Regions from separate parts of the Homo sapiens genome. Here region 1 is linked to region 2. Evidence: chromatin contacts called from ENCODE Hi-C data. All regions are on one chromosome and are shown on one strand. Each heading gives the region's core, a stretch centred on a gene start or an enhancer-like site at or near the end of the contact. The rest is flanking DNA. Distances are from core to core; before and after follow the strand shown.

What was found. A loop is a pair of places that touch in the nucleus more often than their neighbours do. Pooled maps may share reads with other maps.
Region 1: a loop to region 2 is called in a map of IMR-90, with 3 times the contacts of the local background. The contact joins the enhancer-like site here to the promoter of RBMS3-AS2 in region 2. A Hi-C loop is called at or near these places in 7 of 168 maps with a recorded cell type or tissue (IMR-90, Right ventricle myocardium inferior, cardiac septum and 4 more), 1 of 37 single-sample maps with no recorded cell type and 12 of 50 pooled maps.

What each region holds. Positions count from the first base shown.
Region 1 is chr3:29,682,331-29,686,420 of GRCh38, reverse strand. The region is part of intron 4 of RBMS3 (RNA binding motif single stranded interacting protein 3); the gene reads right to left. Among named protein-coding and RNA genes, the nearest start is that of RBMS3-AS2, 42 kb to the right of the region's middle. Within about 2 kb of position 2,565, at least 3 of the 41 ENCODE cell types and tissues checked have a DNase peak (open chromatin) inside an H3K27ac peak, as active enhancers do; they include IMR-90, where a contact is called at or near this core.
Region 2 is chr3:29,640,162-29,644,171 of GRCh38, reverse strand. RBMS3-AS2 (RBMS3 antisense RNA 2) reads left to right here and starts at 1,356. Exons shown (of 3, transcript NR_174948.1): 1 at 1,356-1,513; 2 at 3,025-3,078. All of the region lies in intron 4 of RBMS3 (RNA binding motif single stranded interacting protein 3), which reads right to left.

The DNA.
Region 1 (4,090 bases), core at 1,316-3,815, 41 kb before region 2:
TGAGCCACCATGCCCGGCCTATTTTTTGTTTAAAATATCAGAACTGTCCATGATATGCTATCAAACAATGAATATACACCAAGCCCTTCAGAGACACAGTAAGCCTAAAAAGATCTAATAAAATAATTTTGAAATGGGGGGACTCAAGAAGACCATATTTTTACTGAGAGACATACAAGTAATTTTATTAGAATGTACTGATTAGAGTAATAGAGATATGGTTAAGATGAAGCAAATGAAAACTCAAGGGAAAAGAACTGTTAGCCTACGTTGGCCAGAGAGTCTTGGTATAGAAGCCCTCCTGAATATGTCCTAAAGGCTAGTTGGTACCCACCTTTTAGGCCACCTGTCTAAGGTCAAAAGTGCTTACCATAGTAAAGTGCTTGCCTCCATCTCCAGTAATGAAGATCCAGAGAGGGAAAGCGATGTTGTTACACAACTTTAATTTGGGCCCACTTTGGAAGACTTGTTGGTAAATATGGGAAAACTAACGTTAGAAGTCTTCCTGATTCACCCAGCTGCCAGGCACAGTGATGGTGGTGGCAGCAGTGGTGCAGAAGGTGTGGGGAGAGGTGGGACTAACTGTGACGGAACGTGCATATAAATGACTGGCAGGCAAGGTACTGAAGTTCTTACCAAAGTGATGATGCAGGGATGTCCTAGATATGTCCTAAAAGACTGCATTTCAAGCTCTCAAACAAATATTACATTTTCCTGCTTATTTATGCCTATTTGTTCCAGGTCGAGTCGCACAGTTCCTGCCTATTGTTTAAGCAAGTGATTTCTTTCTAATAAGTATATACCTCTTTGTGTATCTACTTTTCTGCTCTTATCCACACCTGAGGGAAGGAGGAAACCGGAACTTGTTTTGCACCAAGTAATGGCTAAAGAACTGATGTTCTTCCCTTTTTTAGAGGATGGAATGGACTCCCATGGGACAAAAAAAGGTAGAATAGAGCTTAAATAGCAACTTGAGTATCACATCAAATATACAAATGAAAAAACAGAGAAACTAATACAGAACGTATTAAAACTCCCTCTATAAAAAAAATGTTTACCGGGCTGGGCGCTGCAGCTCGCGCCTGTAATGCCAGCACTTTGGGAGGTCGAGGCGGGCGGATCACGAGGTCAGGAGATGGAGACCATCCTGGCTAACATGGTGAAACCCCATCTCTACTAAAAATACAAAAAAAAATTAGCTGGGCGTGGTGGCGGGCGCCTGTAGTCCCAGCTACTCGGGAGGCTGAGGCAGGAGAATGGTGTGAACCCGGGAGGCGGAGCTTGCAGTGAGCCGAGATCGCGCCACTGCACTCCCGCCTGGGTGACAGAGCAAGACTCCGTCTCAAAACAAAACAAAACAAAACAAAGCAAAACAAAAAAATTGTTTACCGGAAACTGTTTTACCCCTGAAAAATATAAAACTTATACTTACACACATACACACATAGTAACAGGAAAATTAAAATCTAAAAAAAGAAACAATAAAACATGCAACATAAACCAAACAGAATTCTGTTTGTGTTCATCAATAAACATACTAAAGGGAAAAAATGTTATCCTTTTCTGTACACAAAGACCATCCTCTTTAGCTCAGTGTATGTGTCTGTGTGTGTGTGTGTGTGTGTGTGTGTGTGTGTGTGTACATAACAAACCTTACATTTTACCTGTTTGAATTTTGTGACATTCAAATTCTGGATAATATGCAATGTTAAAAAATTGGTTTCTGATGGCAAAATAAATAGAAGGGATCAATCATATGTGAAAAGTAAAATTATATCCAAGGACTTATAAGGAAAATTTTTATGTCTATCTATCAAACAATCAGAAAACTAACAAAACAATGCTTTCAGGGAAAAAAACTATTCATTCCATAACTCCCTAAATAAAATTCCATATACAGTTGAATAAGTCCACTAGAGGTTATTTTTTTACCACCACAGTTGGTTTTAATTGATTCCATAAATGATACAGCCATGTGGTAAAACTTCTTATCATATAGATAGGTACATAAAGAAATACACCTTTCCAGAACTGTGTGTTTTTGAAAATCCCACTTATTTTAAAACATTAAAGTCTGTTATAATATGACATTTTATGTTTTTCAGAGTGTCCACAAATAATAAAGACATCAAAAGTAAAAATTTAAATACAGTGACTCTTGTCTTCCTAAAAGTAGGGACTGTGTTTATTTTATTTTTGAATTTTAGTTGATAGGCCTCCCAGTACAACACCATAACTATTAAAATTACTGTTTAGGGTATTATTAATTATATCTCCTGAATGCATTGAGAAAATTCTTTGTAATGCAATAGTCAAAAGAGAAAATGAACTGTACTTATAACATATTGGTGTGAATAATTAATTGGTTTCTCACAAGAATATCCTCTGTGGCTTCTTTTGTTTATTATACTAGTCACACCTTTCCTGGACCAAGCAATTCTATTCTTAAAGAGCTACATAAATCTAGACAGGAAAAAAGATCCTAAATATATGATTGACACCAAAACCAGCAAGCCAGCAGCTCTGGGGATAGTCATTTTACAAAACTGCTTAGTCATTCCTGTCCAGCCCTGTAATGCCCAAGTGTCAGCTGCTGAGAAACCATATCATGAAAAGTTAATTTGGCTCTTAAAGATAACATGCTTTTAAAAAGTGATAAGAAAGAAAAGTTGAGCTGGGTTCAGACAGACTGTCTCTGTTCCCAAGTTCCGAAAATGCACTCCCAGAAATATTTTCTGTCGCCTTATCAGCAGCAACATTCCTTAGCAATCCTGATTAAATAAAATGTTTCTTCCTTCAAGGAGGTGGTGTGTTTGTGTGTGTGTGTGTCTGTGTCCCTATATATTTCTAGCCAGGAGTTAGCATGAGACTGGGTAGAAAGCCAGTGTTATAGGCATGTCTCCTTAAACTTCACACTTTCCTAAAGTTGTTTTTTCTCTTTGCCTTCATCTGAGTCCTCTCTTCCCTCCTCCCCTTTATTCCCCACTGCTATTGTTCAATTTGGCAGCACATTTATGGATGCAATCTTTATGAGACCTGCTATGTGAAATAAACTCACACTCTATTCTCGGCATCCTCCCTTCTCTTGTCTATCCCCCTTGGAAAATGTGATAACCTGTGTTTTTGAAAATACTACTGTCTTGTGTGTACATTTGCTTTGAAAATTGAGTCATTGAAAATGATCTTGAGCAAAGCAACTCACACCTGGGGAACACTGCAGTGAAGAGAAAGATCACATGGAGGCTATGAGGAACCAAACAAATGGTCTTGACATCTGCTGAAGTGTTATGTAGGAAGCCGGGTAGTAAAAAATGAAAGCAAAGCTTGATTTTTCACCCCACCATTCTGCCCCCGACACACTAAGAATAATCTTGACTGACCCAGTATCTATTTGCCTCTCTGAGAAAAGCAGTGAAGTTGAACTGGACATTATTATCCCACAGTAACAGTGATCCAAATACTTAAACACTTAGAATTGTACACTTTGCATAGGAAGAGTAATTCCTAGAGTATATCAGCTTTAAGGCAAATGGTGACACGTTTGCATTCTTAGAATGATAGAATATGCTAGTTTCTGCCAATCTATCTCCTTCTCTCTCTCTCTTTCCTACTTTGTGTATCCAAACCCTACTTGGACAGCCTTTTTGTGAATAGCACTGTTGCAGAGAAACATTAGCTGTTTTAATAGGACACAAAAATGAACCAGAATAGAAATGTTATAGAGTGGTACTCTGTGCCCTTCTGGCCCTTTCAGTTGCCAGGTGCAGCAGTTCGCTCCCCAAACCTACAATGGGAAAGGAATGCCACCCACTCCCTTGCTTTCCAGTTTCAACTCCTGCCTGTGGCAAAAACTGTAAGAAATCTTGGTACTCTTCCACTAAGTATAGACAGGATCCTTCCTAACACAGCACCCCAAGCAGCCAAAAATCATTATCAATGAATCAGAGCTTGTTTAAAAACTAGCATCTAGCCGGGCATGGTGGTTCATGCCTGTCATCCCCGCACTTTGGGAGGCCAAGGCCGGCGGATCATGAGGTCAGGAGACGGAGACCATCCTGGCCAACATGGTGAAACCCGTCTCTACTAAAAC
Region 2 (4,010 bases), core at 107-2,606:
ATGGATAACTTTGGGGAAAATTACTATATTGTAAACCTGTTAGTGACTAGAATTCCCCTCTATTAGATTCAAATGTTTGGATTCAGACTAACCAAGCTGTGATTATGAGAAGCTGGAGAAATGTTTGAAAGCTGGGGGTAGAAGCGGCATACTGCCACTGAAACCTCAATTTTGGAGTGTGAGAAACCAATGCACTCGAAAAACATTCTGCTTTACAGGACTAATATGAAATTATCCTAAACGGAGGTTTTCAGAGAAAGAAAATGGCAGGAAATTCATTAATGCTCCCACTCCCTGAATGTGTGTGTGTTTTCCTTTTTCCATGTTAAAATTGTGATTACAGAAATGAGACGAGATCAATATTACCTACAGCTTGACATTCAGAGACAACGACAGAACTAAATATCCATTAACTGTCTCTTTTCTCCGGCCTTTTCTCTAGAAACCTCCCTCAAATCACCCACATTGATAGAGAAATGACATGAAAAATGGCCCACAAACAACGGCGCTTTCCTTGAAGAAAACAACTTTCACGTTTTTCTCCCTTTTTTCCCTGCAGACTGTGTTACGCTCCTTAATTTGTCCCTGCACAAGAAATAAGCATATGGATCCGTGAATGTACCCTTCCTCCTCTGCTGCATTCTGAAAGGAAAGTCAGAAGCTCGTCAAACTTAGAACTTGAAGCTAAGCTAAGACACCCTCGGCAATGCAGGGGAAAAGTAGGAATGAGAACAAAATGAAAAATCCTGAAGAAACCACTCTGGGGGAAGAAGTCAACAAAGAAATTATACCACTATGAGGCTCATGAAGCCCGTGCAGGCCAAAAACCTTGTTCCTAAAAGCTCCCCATGTGTGGCTGCTAATGCACAGGAAATGTGATTAGCTGCCTGAGAAAGGCCTAGAATTACTCCCATTCTGACTAGATTACTGGATAATTAGATTGGTAGCGCTCTTCCCTGACTGTGGCTGTCAGATTAAATCTGGCTGGTTCTCTTTAGATAACTGTCATGCCCCAAAATAACAAACAGAGACTGACACAGCGAGGAGCCTTTTAAAAAGTGTTCCAAGAATCAAAGTGCCTATTTTTTCTTAATAATAAAACATGAACAATGTTCAATGGACTTGAGTTTATTCAAATTGTCATTATATTTGATTAAGAAAATGCTACCAGACAAAGCCTGGCCAGACAGGCTTAATCTCTGATGGTAAATGAACATCGCCAGGCTTGACTAGCCACCTCTGGGATCGACTGAGGGAAAGGCAGACTTGAATTACTCAGAGAATAAGCCAGTGGTTCTGTTTTAATGCTCTGAGTCAGCAGCCTTTTATAGCTCAAATCAAGGTCAACAAGATATGTAGAGCACCTTCTCTGAGCACTAGCTGGAACACGGCGGCTCTTCTTTCTTCCACTCTGAGACAAGAACACATGCGCTTTTCCTGTAAGTGTTGTCTCCCCAGTTATTCTGGAGACCATCCAGAAGAGAATGAGAATAAAGAAACCAACAGAAGAAAGGTACAAAGGGTCCCAGGTTCTTACCAAGTTCCCACAGTCTTGTTCTGCTGTCCCTAGTGACTAAATGTTTGCAGTGACTGGGGCAGTGTTTCCTCAGGTGTTATAGCCTGGCCTCTGGCAAGAGATGGGAAAGGGGATAGAAAGATGAAATGCTTTTTGGTGGTACACATGAAACCATACATTTTTACTTATTTTATTTTTATATGGCAAATATAACTGATTTTCTATTTATAATAGAGATACAAAGTTTCCTTTTTAAGGAAACTAACAACAAAGTGTTCAAAAATAAACATAGATGATCAATTTGTTTTAAGAAAAGGTTAACAGGCAGGTATGGCAAAATGCAAATATAACAAAGGTGGAAAGCTGAGAAACCTGGGTGTAAATAAGAGAAGACAGAGCAAAGCATCAGATCAGATGGTGAATCCCAGCATTTCCACTTAGAATTGCAAACTCTTGGGCTAGTTCATTCACTTCACCCAGGGTCAGAATCCACTCATTGGCAGATCTACGGGTTATAACCTTTCTGATCGCAGAAAGTTGTAAAATATCAGCAGTGAGCCTGCCACAGCGTGCATGTTCAGTAAGTGAAAGCAGTTATTGCTTTTAACAAGTGGAACTGGAGTTCTATGTATCTCTTCATAAAATGCCTAAGAAATGTCAGTTCTCTTTGGGTAGGACTTGCCAAATCTCCTCATTGTTTGGTTCCCTCTTTCTTGGGAGGACAGCTCTAAGAAGAATCCCTTGGCTTCAGATGTTTAATATGCATCTCCAAAGCCCCTAGAAGGACCAGGCAAATTTCACTGTGCCTCTGCTCTTCATGGACACCACTGACTTTAGCATAAGTGTCCTGGTCTTTACATCTCTCACCCTGTGCAGTGTGCCTGTCTTGAGTAGATGCTCAACAAATGTTACCTCAGTGAATATGACAATTAAAGAAGCAGTGCAGTATACATTTTTTAAATTCAAATGTTCATACAGTATACAAGAGAGAAAAAAACAAGTGGCCAAATCTTTTTCAAACTCAATAAAATAAGCTAAAAAATTAAAAGTCATTGCCATTTCTTTTTAAAGTGAATGTATCTATTGTTTAAAAAGTATTTGATATACTACTAAAAGTAATAATTGGCACAAACATTCTGGAAGGCAATTTAGCAGTACATTAAAACGTGTATGAAATATACATTTAAGATATACCATTTGATTCAGCAATTCTAACTTTAGAAATCGATTCTAAACCAATTATTATGAATATGTAGAGATATTTACTTATAAGGATGGTCAATGCAGCCTCTTTGAAATACTGGTGGTTTGGAAACAACCATTATGCTCAGCAATATATTTTTAAAATACAGTATGATACTGCTTTACAAATGGGAAAGCATGTGGCCACTGAAAATAATTTTTTTGAACAATATTTAGTAACAGGGAAAATGATTTAGTTTATACACAACTTATCAGATTAAAATACAATATGTATGAATAGATTCATTTTTGTAATTTGTCTTTAGATAAAGAAGGAAGAATAAAAGATACCAAAATGACAGTTATCGCTTGCTTCGGAGGTGAGACTATAGAGGATTTTTATGTCTTTCCTAGTTATTTTTCTTGAAGTTTCTATTATGAACAAATACATTTCATAGCTAATTTATTTTGTGCAATTGGCCAAGGACTATGCTAAGTTTGTTACATGTATTATCATGTAATTCTCACAAAAGCCCTATGAAGTAGGAAGAATCATTATCCCCATTTTTAAAGATGGGTAAACACAGCTGTAGAGACAGTAAATAACTTACCCAGGGTCACACAGGAGTAAGGGGTAGAGATAGCCTTCAAACTCAGTTTATCTGACAGCAGAAATGGAATATTTTAGGGTTAAATACAATACTGTTTCATATGTATTATTCTTTATATAGGGTAAAAAGCTACTTTAAAACAAGGAAAAAATGCCAAGGACCACTATATGATTGATAGCAGAAAGAATTGTACAGATGAATGTAAAATCATTAAAATGTTTTCCTCCACTTTGAACCAGTGGAATCTATGCACGATCAAATAGTTCAGTGTAAATTATTTTGTGTAACACATCATCCTTCAAGAACCCAGGGATTTTATTTACAACAGACTGACCAATTGATGTTTCTAAATATTAACTAGTGAAGCAAGCTCTTGGTCCTATAGAATTTTAAATTATCAAACTTCGCTTATCTTCTGTTAAATTTAGAATTGTGTTTGTTTAAAATGTCTAAGAATGATCCCCGAAGCTTAATCATTTTCCTCATTGTTATGCAGGTAATATATGCTCAATTTTAACATCCAGAGATAAACTTTCTACCTTTTGCTGTTTTCTTTCCGTCTTTCGTGTGTGTGTGGGTGTGTGTGTGTGTGTGTGTGTGTGTGTGTAACCAAAATGTCAATAAAATGTTTACTGCATGAGATTATCCAGATATTTTAGATTTCTGGAGTCATCCTAGTACATCTGGGGAAATACTTGGCA